Linked DNA regions of Homo sapiens: region 2 is linked to region 1. Evidence: read pairs that join two places in POLR2A ChIA-PET (ENCODE). Cell type or tissue: endothelial cell of umbilical vein. All regions are shown on one strand. Links, peaks and the distances in the headings refer to the core of each region. The heading gives the core; the rest is flanking DNA.

What was found. Peaks named below come from ENCODE experiments on the same cell type or tissue, not always from the same donor. Only the 100,000 strongest peaks of a DNase experiment are listed, where the experiment ranks them.
Region 2: POLR2A ChIA-PET joins it to region 1 with 5 read pairs; 6 of 35 experiments call an interaction of 5 or more read pairs at or near these places.

Annotation. Positions count from the first base shown.
Region 1 is chr6:52,486,601-52,493,099 of GRCh38, forward strand. EFHC1 (EF-hand domain containing 1) reads left to right here. Exons shown (of 11, transcript NM_018100.4): 10 at 3,540-3,750; 11 at 5,670-6,499. The coding sequence ends at 5,741. Among named protein-coding and RNA genes, the nearest start is that of EFHC1, 70 kb to the left of the region's middle. In endothelial cell of umbilical vein, for the core only: no CTCF peak of the experiment used is centred there; a DNase peak (open chromatin) is centred at 3,471; H3K27ac peaks cover 2,651 bases.
Region 2 is chr6:52,548,406-52,554,904 of GRCh38, forward strand. The region is part of intron 1 of TRAM2 (translocation associated membrane protein 2); the gene reads right to left. Among named protein-coding and RNA genes, the nearest start is that of TRAM2, 25 kb to the right of the region's middle. RefSeq lists an enhancer at 3,812-3,981. In endothelial cell of umbilical vein, for the core only: no CTCF peak of the experiment used is centred there; DNase peaks (open chromatin) are centred at 2,016 and 3,246; H3K27ac peaks cover 3,299 bases.

The DNA of each region.
Region 1 (6,499 bases), core at 1,183-5,182:
GAGATAGAAGTAATTGGTTTCAAATATGAGATCAAATGATCCAATGTGGGCTTCATCAGTTTTCTCACCCTTCATCTTAGAATGTTTCTCTACTATCACTCTTCTTCTCTTTACCTTCTTTTGTCAGAGATAAGTAACTCCTCCTATTTCTTCAAATCTAATTCTTCTATTTTGTGTCTGTAACCACTTTCCTCCTGACTGCTCCAGAATCTTTTTGACTTTTTTTAATGACTGCTTCATAAATTGCTTTCTTGAAGGTCATTGGTTGTTTCCAAGTATAATGGACTCTTCTCATTTAGTCATTAATTCAACAGATATTTGAGCTTATACCATATACCAAACTTTATATTAAATGCTTAGGCAATTATATGAGAGAATAGGGAGCTCATAATCTAGAGCAAGGGTTGGCAATTTTTTTTTTTTTAAGTGAAGGGACAGGTAGTAAGTAGTTTAGGCTTTGTGGGTCATACCTTCTTTGGCATGACTACTCAACTCTACCCTTACAGCGTGAAAGCAGCCGTAAACAATACATAAATGAATAGGAGTGGCTATATTTCAATAAAATTTTATGTATAAAAAATAGGCAGCAGGTTGGCTTTGGCCTGGGTGTCATAGTTTGCTGACCCCTTGGTATAGTCTTTAGTTTTTCTGATCTACATATAATATTGATTACTCTTTATTACCCCTCTTTTGAAATCCTCTCTTGAGTTCTGGAAATTCAAAGTTTCTGGTAGTCCTACCTCTCTTAAAGCCTATTGTGTGTGTCTTTCCTACTTCCGTCTACTAGGTTGGCATTTCTCAAGGTCCTGTTTTTGGTCCTTTTGCTTGCCTTCTCTAAACTTTCTAGACATTGCAGTATCTGAATTGCTCTCCATTCTGCTGAATCTATTTTCAACATGTCTTTGTCCATCTGAGCCACCAGCATCTCCCACTTTGTACAACTAAAAATGAAGCCATTGTCATTTTCATCTTTCTAGCACACCTGCTCTTCCTTATTCCTTCTTTTTGCTTATCTGTCTCATTTTCTAAGTGGAGGACTTTGCCAGGATGCTCATAGCAAAATATTCTAAGAGCACACAGAAAACTGTGACATCCCTCTTACCTCTGGAAGATTAGCCACTCTATAAAACACGTTCACTTTTATGGAAGTTATGGAAGGTCATTGGAGGGCTTGGCACAGAGTTCAACTAGCATGTTAGGACCTCCGGCCACCTCTCAGTTGGCAGTCCCTGTTGGACATAACCAGCTGGCCCCTCTGTTTTCTTGTTGAGCCATGTGAGCAAACCTTGCCCTGTAACTTGCAGCTCTTTTCCAGAGTGTGCCCTGACTTGGGCTTTGGCAATAAAGTAGGGGCTGTAACTTTAACTAGCTCTTCCTTAAACAGTACCACCTATTGCCATCTATCTGTGAATTTACTCCATCTTGCTCAAAGGCAGCAGATGCCATGGGTATTTTTCCTGCTGTATAAAGGGGAATGGGAATCTGGCTTCTTTGGGAAAGGGAGAGTTATTGTCTCTTTCCCCAAATGATTGGATGATCACATTTTAACTTTATATGTTTCATGGCTCTAGTTCTTGGAAACACATGCAAGATTGAGGTTTGACTGCTTTCTGCCACTAAAATAGCTCCCTGGTGGTCATTCATAATTTAGTATATATGATTTGAATTACATTCATCAGATAAACACATTCTGCTTCTATAATTAATAATGCCAGAGAGCATTTAGATATTGGGGATTATTACAACAATTTTTATTGTTCTTGGCTTACTACAAAAGTAACACATGACCAGAATTTGAAAATTTAGGGAATAAAAATCTAGGTAATAGAAATGGAAATAAACAAAAATTTTTGAAAATCTTATAACTCAGAGATAACTGCTTCTAATATTTTGTTTTTAAAGATGCATATAAAGTGGAAAATTCTGTAATACTATTTTGCTTTTTTCACTTGATAGTCTATCATGAACCCTTGTGAAATGAAATATTTGAAGACACAGATATGAAGGGACCAAGGAAAAGCTTTGTTCCTACCCCATCTTTCATGTACCCACTTCTTACCCTCCACTCCCCATAGGTAACTACCTCTTTCATTTATTTTTTTGAATATCTTTTCAGAGTTTCTTTAAATAATATAAGCAACTTTAAGTATATACTCTTATTCCCCCACAACTTTTATAACACAAGGTAACACTCTATACATACTTTTATGTCTTGAGTTTCTCACTAAAAATATCTTTATACTCTTTCTGCAGCATTGTCAATGGCTGCAGTATTATTCTGTTGCTTTATTGTAGTGTAAATTATTTAATTCCCTATTTTTGGACATTTAGACTATCTCAAAACAATCTTATAGATGTATCTTTGCATACAACCCATGATTATTTCCTTAGGATAAATTATTTGAGATTATTTGCTGGACTTTTGCTTCATGTTTCCAAATTTTTCCTGAAAGGTTATTCCACTTTATACCTTCCCCAGCAAGACTTGCCAGCAGGTAAAAGAGGGAAATAAGTTAAACAGAGGCTATTTGCAACAGTGAACTTTAAAAATATTATACGCAAGAAAAGTAAATACAGAAAAGCAATGGTAGATTGATAGTTTTCAAGTTACGGAAGGAGAGGAATTCAGTGAGAGGTGACTGGGCATAATTGAGAGAATATGTTGGAACTGGAGTGGGATGTGAGTGCTAGTTTTGCCGCTGACATGGGATCTGGGATCAGTCACTCGGGTCTTCAAATGTGTTTTCTCATCACTGAAAGAGGGAAGAATGCTTACTGACTTTATGTGGCCCATTTTGTTCTAAAAGGATTTATGAAGATGAAATATGAGGGAATCTTTCAGCTCTAAAATTTTTAATTTTATAACTGTACCTTCATGTTCAGAGGAAATAAAAATTGAGCCTCTACTTATTGTGGTTGTTTTTTGAAGGGTTAGACCTCTCTCTTCCCAACACCCTGTGTTACTATTCTCTCTTAATTTCAGTAAATGCTAAGCCCAAACTTCTCACTCTACCTCACAGAGCAATCTCTTAGCTTCCATAGATAACCTTTCACAAAATTCAGTGTGAATTGGAGAGGGAATAATATTAAAACTATAAAAGGTTGATTCTTGGCTACAGATCTATAGCTATATATTTATATCTATCATCTCTCTTTATATATATCACTCAGGCATTTAGTTGTAGATGAGGAAACATTAATCTGCAACAGTAGTAAGAGACAATGATGTGATTCTCACAGATACCAAATTTGGCATGGTGGTGGTATTAGATTTGCCTCCTTGTGATGCAGTGATTAACAGATGGCAGGAAAGGAGGCTGAGCAAGAAGGGAGGAAATTCAAAAACTGCCCCCAGTCGGGCCTTCCTGATGTGGAGGTCAGCTATCGGCCTGTGGGCAAGTGTTCAGTTATTGGTCAGCTCAGTCTCAAAGCTGTGATTAGAAGCTTCCCTGATTTCATCAAGTAAGAACTTTGGTCACCGAGATGAGACTGATCAAGAATAAATACCATGTGCAGTCATTTCCTTCCTTTCTCTACAGCAAGCAAACTGAAAAGGATCCAGGCGTGCAGGAATTGGAAGCATTAATAGACACAATTCAGAAGCAACTGAAAGATCACTCATGCAAAGACAACATTCGTGAGGCATTTCAAATTTATGACAAGGAAGCTTCAGGATATGTGGACAGAGACATGTTCTTTAAAATCTGTGAATCGCTTAACGTCCCAGTGGATGACTCCTTGGTTAAGGAGGTCAGTATGAATTACTCTTCTGAGTTCATTGCAGAGGCTAGGCACTGATCATTCTTTTCTAAAGGCAATTGTGTGTGTATTTCACTACAACTGGGCCAGATTTAGGATGTTCAGATCAGATCTACTATTCTGTCCTGATTAGGTATTGCCCGTTGATTCTAGCATTGGTATTCTTTTCTAATTGCTGTTGCAGGGCATCTCTTTAAGTGGGCCTGGGGCTGGACAACACAGAGTGGTTAGTAGACCAACATGTCAGGACTGAAGAAGGGCAACAGAGACGATCCAGGAGGGGTGGCTACCAAGGGGAGACTCAAAGATAAGTTGATAGAGCAGACTGGTTGGCAGCCTTTGATACCCTTCACAGCTGATACCTACACTGGCCCATCAGTAGGGTTAGCATGAAAGAAGGCATGACCACTGCAGGAGGGCTGTGGCATCTGTCAGTAGTGGTAGCATGGCCAGCAGCTGATGGAGGAAGGGCATGGAAGTTTTCTTCCTTGAATTTTCATAAGTGAGTTGAAGGGGGACTTTCATGCCTTTTCTTCATTATAAACCCTTTAGCCAGGGTTCCCTTGGAAGTCAGAACAAAGTCCCCCTGAGAAATGCCAAGGACTGTGGCTTATGATCATTGAGACATTCTTACTGATTAAAAATATTGAGATTCTGAGGCCTTTTTAAAGATCTTTTAGCCAAAACAGGTGTTCAGAATTTAAGAGTCATTTAGGAAAGGGTTTGGTTTAGGGCTAGTGACTAGGTTGGAGATGAGGATTTTTCATAGACAGAAACATTAGCAGGGAGTGAGTAGGAGGGCAGATAGAAGAGTATTTGTTCATGTGGACCAAACACACATTTAGCTCCCCAAATTTTAGGTTGACAGCATGCCCAACTTTTGATTTTCAAATTCTTCATACTGTCTGATGTGGGAACTGACATGGGAGAGAGGGATGGCAGTCATTGGCAAGTGGAGCAGGGAAGTGGGGGTGGGACAGATTTGCACATCTTATAAAAATAACCACAGAAAATCAGTCTGTTACCAGTCACAGTCGAGTTTTAAGGGACACAGGTTGAGCAGTGGCATAACCAGACCCTTCCGTTAGGCTGTGGTAGCAAGAGCCTGCTATTTAAAAAGTCTTACTCCTCATGAGCTGAGTGGACAGTCTTTTATTTGAATATAAAAACAACTAAAAGTGCTTTTATAAATATGGATGTTAGTTCTGAAATCTTGGGAAATGTGGCAGACTGCCACGGTTACTTGAGACATCTCTACGACAATTACTACTGTTACTACTTGAGACCGTCATTACGAGAGTTAACGAAGGAAGATGAAAGCAGAAATGAAAACTTAAAACAAAAGTAACTATTTTAAAGGAAGGGAAAGAAGAGAGCTCCCTGCTTCTAGTGAGCAAAGGCAACCGCCCGAGCTGCTACAGCCCTTCATATTTATTGGGTAGAAAGAGCAGGGATTAATTGATCACAGGTTCACATTATTGCTAACAGGCTTCAGATGTGTCTAATCACAAGAAACACTTGTGCCTGGGTCGTGACTGCCTTCAGCGTTCCTTCTGGGCAGCAGACGCAGTTTGTCAGTTTGCCAACATCCTGCTTTCATGAGAAACAGTTTACTGTTTACTCATAGAGCCTCCAGTGGTATACTGAGTTGATCATGACGCTCATTCTTTCGGCCTTCAACAGGGAAGGTCATTTACTCCATCCAGCTTTGGTTTCATTAAGTGTAAGATGGGGATAATGTCTGTCCTACCTGCCAGGTTCACAGGATCATTTCAGAATCAACTTGAGGATACAAAAATTCTGAACTGATTTACAAAGGCTCGGGATCATTATGCATAAGCGCACTCTGCAGTTGAGCTGACGGAAGCCCTGCAGATCTGTCTCACCTATTCTCTTTGCTCTCTCTGCAGTTAATCAGGATGTGCTCTCATGGAGAAGGCAAAATTAACTACTATAACTTTGTTCGTGCTTTCTCAAACTGACCTGCTGATGAGAAAATGCAAGACAATTTTTGATACTGGAACTATGCTTTGAAATACACCTTACACTCTTCATAGAGGCATTTACAGGGTTCCTGAAGTTTTATTTCTGTTTTGGTTCTTCTTTCACTCCTACTGAAGTCGAAACTAAATTGGATCTAATAGGATCTAAGATTGGTGCCTTATTTAGGGTGATAGGGGTATAGCAATGTCTAATTTTGTGTGTCAAATTGACTTGGCCACAGGGGGCCCAAATATTTCCTTTCTTTCTTTTTAAAAAAATAAATTTTTTTAGAGATGGGATCTCACTCTGTCATACAGGCTGGAGTGTGGTGGCACTATCCTAGTTCTATGAAGCCTCAGACTCCTGGGCTCAAGTGATCCTCCCACTTCAACCTCCCCAGTAGCTGGGACAACAGGCTCAAGCCACCATGCCCAGCTAATTTTTAAAATTATTTTGTAGAGACAAGGTCTTGCTAGGTTGCCTGAACTTGTCTCAAACTCATGAGCTCCAGAAATTCTCCCACCTCAGCCTCCAAAAGTGCTGGGATTATAGGCATGAGCCACTGTGCCCAGCCTCAGATATTTCATTATTCTGGGGGTTTCTCTGAAGGTATTTTTCGATGAGATAAACATTTGAATCAGAAGACTAAGTAAAACAGATAGTCCTCCCTAATGTGGGTGGGCCTCCTCCAATCATTTGAAGACATGAGTAGAATAAAAAGGCTGACCTTTCCCCAGGTAAGAGAATTCCTCCTGCC
Region 2 (6,499 bases), core at 1,262-5,261, 62 kb after region 1:
ATGAAATGCCAGGCACTGTGCTAAACGCCAAACAGGATTACCTCATCTAACCTCCAACTCTATAAGGAACTGCTACATTACTACTATTCACTGAACTTCTATCACCTGCCAGGAACTGCTCTGAACACTTACAGAAATGATCTCACTTAATGCTCCCAGAGGCCCTAATGTGCAGAAAAGTGAGGCCCAAAAAGCTTAAGCAACACGCCCCAAGGCACACAGTTAATAAGCCCCAGAAGCGGGACTAGAATCCAAGATCCATCTGACCGTGACATCTGGACTGTTAATCACCATGCTACCTGAACGATGTGCCTAAGATCTAATGATCAAAATGAGACCTTGATGCATAAAGGGTTCATTTTAAGACAAGAGATGTCATAGATCAGGACAGCGTTAGGCAAAGGGCAAGTGGAAGCTCCTTTGCTTTCTCCAGGGCAAAGACCATGTCTTTATTTATCTCCATACCCACAGTGTTCTTGGCACAAAGGAGAGACCCAAAAAACATCTGTTAGTGCCCTGGGTTTGGAGATTTCTGGACCTTCTCTGAGAAGATTTCTGCGAGGCGGTGATTTGAGCCAGAAACATGTACAGAAAGTGGATAAAAGGGGGCAGGTGAGGGTTAGAACAGAATCATGATGGCACTGAGAAAGGACTGGAGAAGGCCTAGAGATACAATGGTTTAGCTTAGGATAGTCATAACGGCTTTACGGGGGCTGTCCACCGTGTGGTCCAACTTCAGATCTCAGCTGTGCCCATTTGTTTCAAATGAACTAGTCTAAAATGGAAGAAACGATATCTGGCCCTCAGACCCCTTAAAGCTTTCCTTCCCTTCCTTCCCTCCTTCCCTCCCTTCCCTCCTTCCCTCCCTCCCTCCCTTCCTTCCAAAAGCTGCCCAAAATCAACTGTCTGTCTCCTGAGTTCATCAGTGGGGATACCATCTATTCCAGCATGGTGCGCATTTCAAAGCTTTGCTTCCCACAATGATTCAAGCCAAGATAAAGAAATGATTGTCTCCCTCAAAGTATAAAGGAGGCAACATCGTAACATAAAATTTGAAAGTCTCTTCAGCCACAAAACTCTAAAAAACCATCTCATATTTCATAATTAAACAATTAAATTTCATCAGTTACCTAACAAATACGGGAGTCCAAGCTCCTGCATGTGAAACAGTCAAGAAAGCCATTTCCTGTTGGATACAGATACTCAAAGACTAGTAGTAATTAGACACGGTGATTAGAATTCCATTTATGCTGCACCAGAAACTCCTCTTGGTCCCTGAGGGCTAGGGTGCAAATCACTGGGGCAAGAGAAGGAAATGGGTTTAAGTGGTGCTTGAGTATTATCTGAACCAGCCAAAAGATGGAAGTGGAAGCATTTAATGCGCCATCACTTTAAGAAGCAATGGTGATTCTAAATCTCACCAGAAATCAGGGCAAGAGTAGCTTAAAGTTAGATGTGTTGCACTATTTGGCTTATTACAATCAGGAAACGTCTGTCCAAAAGTCCTATTCTCAGAGATGGTAGTATTTCAGGGACATCAGTTTAGCTTTGCCACCCTTTGATTGCCTGTTGTCATATATGAGGTAGGAGTCAAACAGAAGGCAGAATAGCATCTGTAAGTTCTACTGGGCTGCACAATGCTCCATCCTACCCTGTGTCCCAGAACAGACAGCTTCACCTTTATGGAGTACTTCAGTGGGCTTCCGATGGAATCTGCAGAACATGAGAGAGCATGAAAGGGGTATTCATCACCTGGCTCCTTTCCTGCTGGACAGTTCTGGCAGTCACTGCAACCCTCCACCAAAACTCCAGCCCCTCCCCTTCAACCACAGCTCTCAATGGTATTTCCTCTCTCCCTTCCTTCTTAGTTCTAGATCCATGCTATCCTCAGCCCCTTCAAGCTTAGGGATAGCTCCCCACGTTCGCAAGCCTTAGAATGCTTTACTGTTCCTTATCTGTTTCCCCTGAGCCAGTCCACGCCCTTGTTAATAGTGCCTACATAACCATTCCTCAATTACCCCACCTGTTTCCTGTTGGGACTCTGACTGATGGAGATATGCTACTCAAATAAAAGAATACTAACACCATATGATAATAATTAACCTCATCAACGTAACTGCTGGCAATGGGACACTATTTTTATTTTTTATTTTTATTTTTTTTGCGACAGGGTTTCACTCCCGTCATCCAGACTGGAGTGCAGTGGCAAGATCTTAGTTCACTGCAGCCTCTGCCTCCCAGGCTCACGTGATTCTCCTGCCTCAGCCTCCCGAATAGCTAGGATTACAGGAATGCACCACCACACCCGGCTAATTTTTGTACTTTTAGTAGAGATGGGGTTTCATCATGTTGGCCAGGCTGTTCTTGAACTCCTGGCCTCAAGAGATCCACCTGCCTTGGCCTCCCACCTGCCTTGGCCTCCCAAAGTGCTGGGATTACAGGAGTGTGCCACCATGCCCAACCGAATAGGACACTTTAAACCAGCAAAATTATCCTCCACACACATCCTGGTACTACCCCTCATGAAACGCATGGGAGGCAGACAAATCGCCACTCTTTATGGGCCATCTAATTTCCAAAGGACCAACAGTGTTGATAACCCACTTCAGAAATGGTTTTCTTTAGGCATGACACCCTGGGACTGGCTTCTCACAAACTCAGATCAAGATAAACCACTGTGGTGGACGAACAGTTTCCTGCCTGAGTTTTTCAAGGGGGCCTTTACTGAGGCAGGAGGAGGTGAATATAGGATTTTGAGGACACCACTGGCCTCAGGCTGCAGTGACAAATATGAGTCCTGGCTTCATGAACACTCGATCACATAGCTTTATTATTTTGGAAAAACATATCCGTTATGAATGGGGACTGGCTCTACACTAACCAATAATGTCTCCTAATTAATATCTGATCTGTTTCAGCCCGGAAGGCAAAGGATCTTTTACCTTTATGTGCTCAGAGTGCCACACAGGGTTGCTTGGATGTAGGGATTACGCTGCTAGTCCCTAGCCATTTACCTCCCTTTCACAAAGGGATTCTTTCTAACGTTTTCAGGATAGAGCAGCAACTGGAGTGAGGGTGGGCATGCAGGGGAGGGTGAATGAGGGAGGAGAGAAAGTCTGCAAACAAACGGGCCACTTATCTCCAGGAGTCTTTCTACCTTTTCCTACAGCTGAGTAGCTTGGGGGCAGGTTGTCTGCCAAGCTTCCCTGGCCCGTGTAAACACTCTGGCACCAGCTGGGGTTTGGAATCTGCTGAGTCTCTGCCAGCTGGCAACCTGGAGATGGGTCAGATTAAAGGAATGCATAATGAAGAAGTGGGTGGGAGACAGAGGCTGTATTTACACAGAGGGGGTCTGCAGGGGTCAGTACGGCGCTAGCCAAAGGGGCCTCTGGAAGTGGAAAAATAGGAAGGGAAGAGGAAGGGGTTTCAATGTGCCCAAGCACCATGCCCCACCCAACTGGCCCAAGACTGTTATGTTCATTTATTTTTTTCCTTTTAAAAACTGACTTCTTTGTCCCCTTCTCAGTCCCCCACAGCATCTCCCAAGCCAATTACACACAGCCCTTTGAAAGGTTTGCAGCTGGCCGCTCGAGAAGGCTCAGCGTGATCAGACAACACGGACACTTGATCTTCTGAGATCCCAATTTGGGAACGTTAACACGGAAACCCTAGCCACGTGCTGACAAGCAGGCCCTGGGCCACATTCTGCCCCAGACTGAGCCCTGGCAAGAGGAGAGGGCACAGATAGCCAGCAGTCTCAGGCAGCCATCCTGGCTTCCAGCCTTAAAGAGAGCGAGATTCCAGGCTCCTCCCCCATGCAAAGCCCAGGGGGCACGGATGCAGAGAGGACAGCCCTGGGACAGGACCAACAGGCTCCCCAGCCCTTTCACTACCCCGAGGAGGCAACGAAGACAAGAACAGACTGAAATCTGTTGGGTACTTGGTGGCCACACCTGCTAGGAAGGCCACCTGCAGCTCTACTGAAGCCCATGCAAATAGGTAAAGCTCAAATGGCTGTACATATATTACTAAGAGGAAGCAGAAGGGAGAAAAGTGCAGTGAGGAGGCAAGAGACCTGTTCCCTGACAGCTCAGCCACAAACCCGACGGGCTGCTTCCAGCTGCTCCCATCCACCTCACTGGGCCTCAGAGTTCTCATGTTTTAAGGGTGTTCTCTGAAGTCCCTTTGTATCCACGGATTCTTCCCCATGCTTCTGTGACACGGCTTCACTTCCAGGCTCCCAGTGCAAGCCTCAGCTCTTCTTGCTTTCTTGGAAATCTCTGCTGTAGCAGCCACTTCTATTCCGGCGACACTCAGATCTACTTTTCCTGCTGAAATCTTTCTCCCCAGGATGGGAGGTGGGAGGCTGCATCTTTACCTACATAGTGCATGATTAACTCCCGTTCAACATGCCAAACCTGGTGCCCAGGAGAAAGCTCTATACTTGCCTATGTCCCAGGCTGCAGTCAAAGACTCCCCACCTTTCCTTATAGCCCCTTGTTGGCTTTTTCCTTTACTATTTTATTAAATCCATCATTTCTACTCCCAATGCTGCTAAGAGCTTCATATTCTCATTTGCCACCAGCCTGTAGGAGAGACTTCTAACTGGATCCTCAGCCTCAAGACTCAAAACCCCTTCCTCCCCTCCCACTATCCATAGCTAGAATAGCCAGGCATATACACACAAACATACACGCACACACCACAGCCCCTCCATTGCCTTCTGCTGCTTAAAGGATAATGTCTAACTCTTTAATCTGGCATTCCTAATCCTCCCTGCCTCTCCACATTTGATTATCACAACTTTCCAAACTAATATGATAGTCCTGGATGTCCTAAAGGATATATTAAGGATATTATTCCATTAAATACTCTCCAAGATCAACAAATGTATTTGGTAGAGAAATATGTAACTCATTAATACTATATGAAGGCTCTGACAAGTCCTGCAATAAAGAAACAGTAAAGAAACAGCCTAGCATTTCCCAGGGCAATCTGGCCCAGGAACCCTTGTGTAGCAGCATGTGTAGTAGCCGCTTTCTTTGATTCTCTGAATGTCCTTTCTTGCCTGCACTCCAGCCATCTGCTCTGCCTTCCATTTGTTCATCTGCCTTGGCTTTCCTTTGAGAGCCTGCTCCAGCCTCACCTCCTCCTTCCTCCTCCCCATTCTACCATCACTCCTCTTGGCTGCTTCCTCCTCACACCTGAAGCACTCACTGCCTGTACCTCTTTGTTGAGAGATAGTAGAGCACAATAGTTAAGAGCCCAGATTTTGGATTCAGAAAGACCTGTGTCAAAATCCCAATTCTGCCCTCACTAACTCTGAAATGGAGTTGTTCAGTTGCTTGGTGTAGACAGAGATAGAATCCATAAAGAGGACTATGGAGGGGACTAGTGGGATTAGAAGGTCAAATGTAGCACAAGGCCTAGCACATCACAGGTATTCAATAAATAACAATTAGTCATTCTTCCTCTTGTTTTTTATCATTGCTTTGTCATTTATCATTTTCTGGGTTCTCCTGCCCCTACCCTTTGCATAAATCAAGCTTAACAAATACGTGCTGATAAGCCACCAGCAGCAACAGCTCCATCTTCCATGGGACAGCAGGAAGACACCCCAACCTGCCAGCCCTGAGCACACCATCCGCCCCAGCACACCATCTGCCCCAGCCTACCAGCCCTGAGCAAGAGGCTCTCCCAGGCAATCAAGTCCTAGAACTTCACAGAACCCCTCAATGTTACCACCCAGCCCTGTCCCCACCGCCTGTTTGCTTACTGCACCCCTGGGAAGGGATGCGGAGGCAGGGCATCCCACTTTGGTTTTGAAAACCAAAGTGGGCCAGGCGCGGTGACTCCCACCTCTAATCCCAGCACTTTGGGAAGTAGAGGCAGATGGATCACCTGAGGTCAGGAGTTCGAGACCAGCCTGGCCAACATGGTGAAAACCTGTCTCTACTAAAAATACAAAATTAGGCGTGGTGGTGCGTGTCTGTAATCCCAGCTACTCGGGTGGCTGAGGCAAGAGAATCGCTTGAATCCAGGAGGCAGAGGTTGCAGTGAGCAGATATCATGTCACTGCACTCCAGCCTGGGCAACAGAGTGAGACCCCATCTCAAAAAAAAAAAAAAAAAAAGAAAGAAAGAAAACCAAAGTGAACAGATCTCACCCAAACCCAAAAGCTGACTGGGTAACTTATTTCCACAGCCTCTCAATGGGGCAGCAATGGGCTACTGTGTTGGGGTTTAAATTTTTCAAATTTTCACCATTTCAACAACCATTTCACCAAAGGCCATTTCATCCATGTGCCTTGTGTAGTTAATGTCTAGAAGTAAGAAGTTACATTTCCACTTAGAGTCAATCCTTTTTTTTTTTTTTTTTTAACAGAGGGTCTTGCTCTGTGGGCCAGGCTGGAGTGCAGTGGGGTGCAACCACAGCTCACCACAGCCTCAACCTCCCAGCCTCAAATGATCCTCCTACCTCAGCCTCTTCAGTAGCTGAG